2 separate regions of the Homo sapiens genome follow, and region 2 is linked to region 1. Evidence: chromatin contacts called from ENCODE Hi-C data. All regions are on one chromosome and are shown on one strand. Each heading gives the region's core, a stretch centred on a gene start or an enhancer-like site at or near the end of the contact. The rest is flanking DNA. Distances are from core to core; before and after follow the strand shown. Region 1 overlaps MDFIC (MyoD family inhibitor domain containing). Region 2 overlaps KCND2 (potassium voltage-gated channel subfamily D member 2).

Region 1 (2,700 bases), core at 48-2,547:
ACTTGTAGATCCATTTTACTAGCCCTGACACCTATCTTGAGCTACAGATTTGAAGTTTTAACTCTACATAAATATATCTTTAGCAACTCAGACTCAACATTTCCCAAAATTCATCACCACTTTTCTTCTCTTCCTGTCTGTTTCTATAACTGTTGTCTGTGTCTTAGCTAATAGTAGTTACAGAATCACCTTCAACTCTTTATTTTCTTTTTATGTCGCCTATTCCAAAATAATCAATTACCAGATCCTGCTAGTAACAACTCCCCAATTTCTCGCAAATCTATAGTTTCTTTTCCACACCCACTACCAGTGCCTCAGTCTCTTTACCCTCCAATCAAAAATACTTTCCTAACACCAAGATCAAATATGTTACTCCTTAGCTGAAGTATGAATTATATCCATTTTGCATATTGGTGAAAAACTGATAGAGTTATTTGAACATAGATATTTTAGAATATTTTATATTGTAAACTCCTATACTTTCCCACGCTTAATAATTTTATCTTGTATCCCCATGAGAAATAAATAGTACAACCCCTCAGATCTTATGTATTGCCTGAGTAATGAAAGAAATAAGAACTATGTTTATAGAAACCCAAAAGCAGCGTCTGCGTTTACAAACACCCGAAAGATCAGGGCGGATTCACCTTGAAAAAGAGTAGGAGGACTATGCCTCGGAGTGGCAAAAGTAAAGAGAGGAAGCTGGTTCCTTCATACTCTGCCACCTAGTTTCAGAGAGCCTGTCACCTGCTCGACCACAAGATACCTTAGTTTCAAGGCTCAACACGGCATAATTCTCACCAAAAAACCCTACAAACGGTATATTCTTCAACTATGGACACTAGCAGTCCAACTTAGACAAAACTGATTCCTTCTCGCCATCCTGAAATCCTCTCTCAACCTCTAAATTTTCCTGCTCCAGGATGATACCAGTTAGTTGGCATCTGGCCATAAATTAATCTGTCACATGGCTATTATTTTAATCTTGAATTGATATTTCAGTAAGAGACTGAAATTTAATTTGGTAAACATTTGTGTCTTATCCTTTCTCATCCTGTTGAGAAATTCATTGTGGGCAAAACTATACATTCTTAATTTTCGCAGGACCTTGTAGGCACACCGAAAAATATTTGTGGGCAGGGTTTTCCCCTTCAAATCTCTCCATAGTAAAATATATGTGCTAGCATAAAAATTAATTTCAGACTTTATTCCTGAAACTACCAAAAATTGGGCATAAAAGCACATGTATATGAATCATCTCACTTGAGATCATGTGGGCGTGAATCTGAAAACAGAAGTAGACTGTAAGTAAAAACCACAAACGAAATTAAATTCATGTTAAAATAACTCTTCTCATAGTTTCTACTTAGCAAACCCTAAGTGATTAGAAGAAGAATCTATAAAATATAACTAGACTTCAAAAACTTAAGGTTAAAAAGCTTTCCTCCTTCAGGACATGTAGGCTAATGTAAAAAGTAGATATTAAAAGTTTAAGTAACTTCAATAAAGTGTTACTGGAAAGACAAAGAGAGAGAGAGAGGGAGGAGGAAAAGGGGACGGAGGGAGAGAGAGAGATCAAGTATCCAAAATACTGGTGCATATACATAGCACTGATTAAGACAGAAGGGCTGCAGCAACTTTCTTTGATCTACTCCAATGAATCACTGAAGTTAAATTGTCCAAAATCTAGAATCTAGTCAGTACAGAATGTATTCTCTTAATAAAAACTGAATGCTTTTAGAAGTAGAAACATAGAAATCACGATTTATCCTCTGCCTTTGTACAGAAAAATATTTACATTGTCTCAGAAAGATAATCTGGTTGAATTTTTTTTTATCTGTTCCATGTGTTGTTGTTCTAAATAACTTTGTATTTGCATATGGCCTAACTTTAGATGGTGTCAATTGATGTTTCCTCATTACTCCCAAACCTTTTATTATTATAGAAACATAATCCAATAAAATAATTGCACACTGTTATTAGGCCTTCTTTCCATGAAATCATCTCAACAAGATCCAGGAAACGAGGTTCAAAGAAACAGGAAAAGCCTTTACACACCCAAAAATTCCACAGCTTCCCTCATAGCCATGTAAAGGTCACTCAATCATATATATTAAATCCTCATATGTGAACTGACCAAACAAAGCAACAGCCACAATTTTTTTTCTCGCCAGAGGTCTTAGCCTGTCAATTGCATTTCTGGTCTCTGGATTCTCTTCCCAGCCTGGAATACAAGACCGGTTAACATAAACACTTCCCACACATGCGTGATATGCATCCCTTGTCACTTGTCATCCTCTCATCACTTCCACCCTGCCAACCTCCAACCCTATGCTAATTGCAAAATCCATTCTGTCTGCTTCCCTTCCCAAGCTCCTGCATGCTCCCTGGCTGAGAAAGACAATCAACCATGCTGATCACTTCCACTAAGAATTCATGCCATTCAGTCCTAGTTAATTTCTTTGTGTTACCCAGCAGGCATTTTATTTGCCCCAGATTGACTATCCCTTTAATTCTTCCCTCTTCCAAATCTTTTCCAGACATCTCAAACTTCTTGATTCATCCTAACCTCCTTTGCTCTCAGAAAATGTTACCATTTACTTTGCTGAGATCTAGGCCCTCAATATTCATTTTCACATCAAATGTTCTCTAGATTATCACCTATCCTTTTCTCCCACCTCCATCTCAAAGAGGAATATT
Region 2 (2,700 bases), core at 1-2,500, 5.5 Mb before region 1:
AAAACAGTCATTGTTTATATCTGGAAAAAACATTTTAAAATGTCACTCTGATCAATAAAATTAGACATATGTGTTGTTATATAAATGTATTTTCTTCCCCAAAATTATTTACTTGTATTTCATGTTGTTTTAATTAAATTAAAAATTTGAATGTGAAATTGTTTTCAATTATAAGTCTTACGTTAAAAAAAAAAATCACCTGGCATGGTGGCTCATGCCAGTAATCCCAGTACTTTGGGAGGCCTAGGCAGGTGGATCATTTGAGGTCAGAAGTTTGAGACCAGCCTGACCACATGATGAGACCCTGCCTCTTTTAAAAAGACCAAAAAAAAAAAAAAAAAAATTAGCCGGGCCTGGTAGCCATCGCCTGTAATTCCAGCTACCAGGAGGCTGAGGCAGGAGAATTGCTTGAACACGGGAGGCAGAGGTTGCAGTAAGCCATGATCGCACCACTTTACCCCAGCCTGGGTGACCGAGGGAGACTCTGTCTATAAAAGAAAAAAAAAAAAAACATGAATAATAGGGTGATTTGACTAAATTTCTGGGCCAATCTGTAGCTGCCATCTCTTCAGACATCTTCTTAGCTGGCAGAGGGAGAAGAGTATCCTCTTCTCTCAGTCACAAATTCTCTCTTTTAGGAACTTGGAATTGGGATTAAGATATTATAATTTGGTTTGGGTTAATCCCTGGAAGGGAGAATTTGTCAACTCTTGGGAGCTTGGGAGCTTTGGCTAAGTCATCTTTACATATGGACAATGCAGGAGAGAAAGCCAGACTGTGGAAAGCAAAAACGTTTAAAGTTCAGACACATTGTTATGTAAGTTCAGTATCTTCTGTATTTCCAGTTATGCTTCCCAAGTTTACTTATTACATACCAGTCCCATTATACATTCTTGGCTTAAAGGATTGAATATCTATTCTGTCACTCAACAGTAATAATATAAGGAGATTTTAAAAGAAGATGTTTAATCTTCATTAAGATTTTAACCTTATCTACTGCAAGCTCCCTTGGTCTAATCATCTATTCAAAATATGTAGATTATGTAAGCAAACTATGTCAAAAAGATAATATAAAATTAAATATTTGCAGGTTCATTTTAAGTCCCTGGGAACATTTTTAAAAGTACACTGGAATTTATTATCAAAGTTCTTCCTGTAAGAAACAAAATGAATCATCTTTAGAGGGAAATGAAAAATTTCACTCTCAGGTACAGAAGCATGTGACTAATACTCTGAAAATAGCAACTAGCTTGGCAATAACCAAAGAAAGAAACTACTGCAACATTAATCCACATAGTGTAACTGACTTGATACTGCCTCCTTCAATATCTTTCATATCTTAAGATAATATCCACTATCGCCTGCTTCAACTGAGAAAAAAAAGTTAAAAAAATTAAAAACAACAACACTTAGGTCAGAAAATAAATGTTTATCGTTTTCAAAAGCTGGAATGCATTCAGTTACTACAATCATTCCGTTGTACTCCCCGTTCTTTGTTTTCTTAGCATCCTTTTTTGTGGGGGAAGGGATGCACATGGGAAGCTTCCTTAATTTAAGTTCCTTTCATCTGAAGATTTCAAAAGCTTTGCTGATGGCTATTATTTACAGTAGCTGAGTAAATGGGAGCACAGAGCCAATGGGAAGCTATAACTATTCTATAAATGAAATACAAAGCATTAGAATCTTGTTAAAACAAGTCAAGATGTAAAATGTCTTAGGCATTCTGCTTCATTCTGAACTCATTTTCCGTTTGTTAAAGCAATTCACCATTTTGTCACCCTTTTCTTACATTCTTATAACAATAACAATTTTGGTTACTTATTCAGAAATATTGAGCCATCGGGCCCTAATTTTGTTTTTAGAAATTAAGCCCAGCTGATGTACTACCAATGAGGATATACTTAAAAAGAGTGGTGGGGTATGTATAACAGTATGACATGCAATTTCAATGTGCTTTAGGATATAAGTTATTCAGAGAGAAAGAAAGGATAGAAAAATAAGTCTTAGACTCAAAATTGATGGAAAACTGAATACAGGAAAGTGCTACTATAGGAAAGGGATAGAATAACAAAGCAAATCTACAACAAGATAATTTTGGACAGAAGGCTACTAAGACAACAGATGAGGAGAAGAGTTGTGTCAGAGGCAGAAATGTGTGGCTAAAGATGGGGGGAAGAGGACTGACGCCTTATAAACACAGTAATATTTCTAATAATGAAATATCTATCAAAGCTTTTGAAAGCCACAGCTCCCATACCTGGTCAATCATCAAAATCACCTAAATAGCTCATATATATGGATTCCCACTGTGTGCTCCCTAGAAATACTGATTTAGTAGAACTGGCTCAGAGTCCATAAATTTGTACAGTATTTTTAAAAGGTTTTATGGTGAATTAGAAAGTATAAATGTTTTAGATGTAACTTTCCACAATGGGCAGTACCTCAAAAGCATATCTAACTCTGGGAACAGCACATACTTCCCTAGTTCCCATTTACTAACATGAAAAAGGCAGCTTAAAATAGGAACTGAAAAAAGACAGGTTTGTCTTGAGATTAGATGTCACACTCAGGCCGTTTTTTGATGTCAGTACAGCTGCATGGTCTGTATCTTGAGATGCTACCGTGCTATCTGTCCTAGATTTTTTGCTCCCTGCTTTTCTCTCAGTTTGAACCATGGGATAGTGACACCAAATGCAGTCC

The links. Hi-C counts contacts between places; a loop is a spot of excess contacts on that map. Pooled maps may share reads with other maps.
Region 2: a loop to region 1 is called in a map with no recorded cell type, with 5 times the contacts of the local background. The contact joins two enhancer-like sites. A Hi-C loop is called at or near these places in 2 of 37 single-sample maps with no recorded cell type and 2 of 50 pooled maps.

What each region holds. Positions count from the first base shown.
Region 1 is chr7:114,929,913-114,932,612 of GRCh38, reverse strand. The region is part of intron 2 of MDFIC (MyoD family inhibitor domain containing); the gene reads right to left. Among named protein-coding and RNA genes, the nearest start is that of MDFIC, 9.2 kb to the right of the region's middle. RefSeq lists enhancers at 530-609, 2,002-2,551 and a silencer at 690-749. Within about 2 kb of position 1,297, at least 7 of the 41 ENCODE cell types and tissues checked have a DNase peak (open chromatin) inside an H3K27ac peak, as active enhancers do.
Region 2 is chr7:120,401,126-120,403,825 of GRCh38, reverse strand. The region is part of intron 1 of KCND2 (potassium voltage-gated channel subfamily D member 2); the gene reads right to left. Among named protein-coding and RNA genes, the nearest start is that of KCND2, 130 kb to the right of the region's middle. Within about 2 kb of position 1,250, at least 5 of the 41 ENCODE cell types and tissues checked have a DNase peak (open chromatin) inside an H3K27ac peak, as active enhancers do.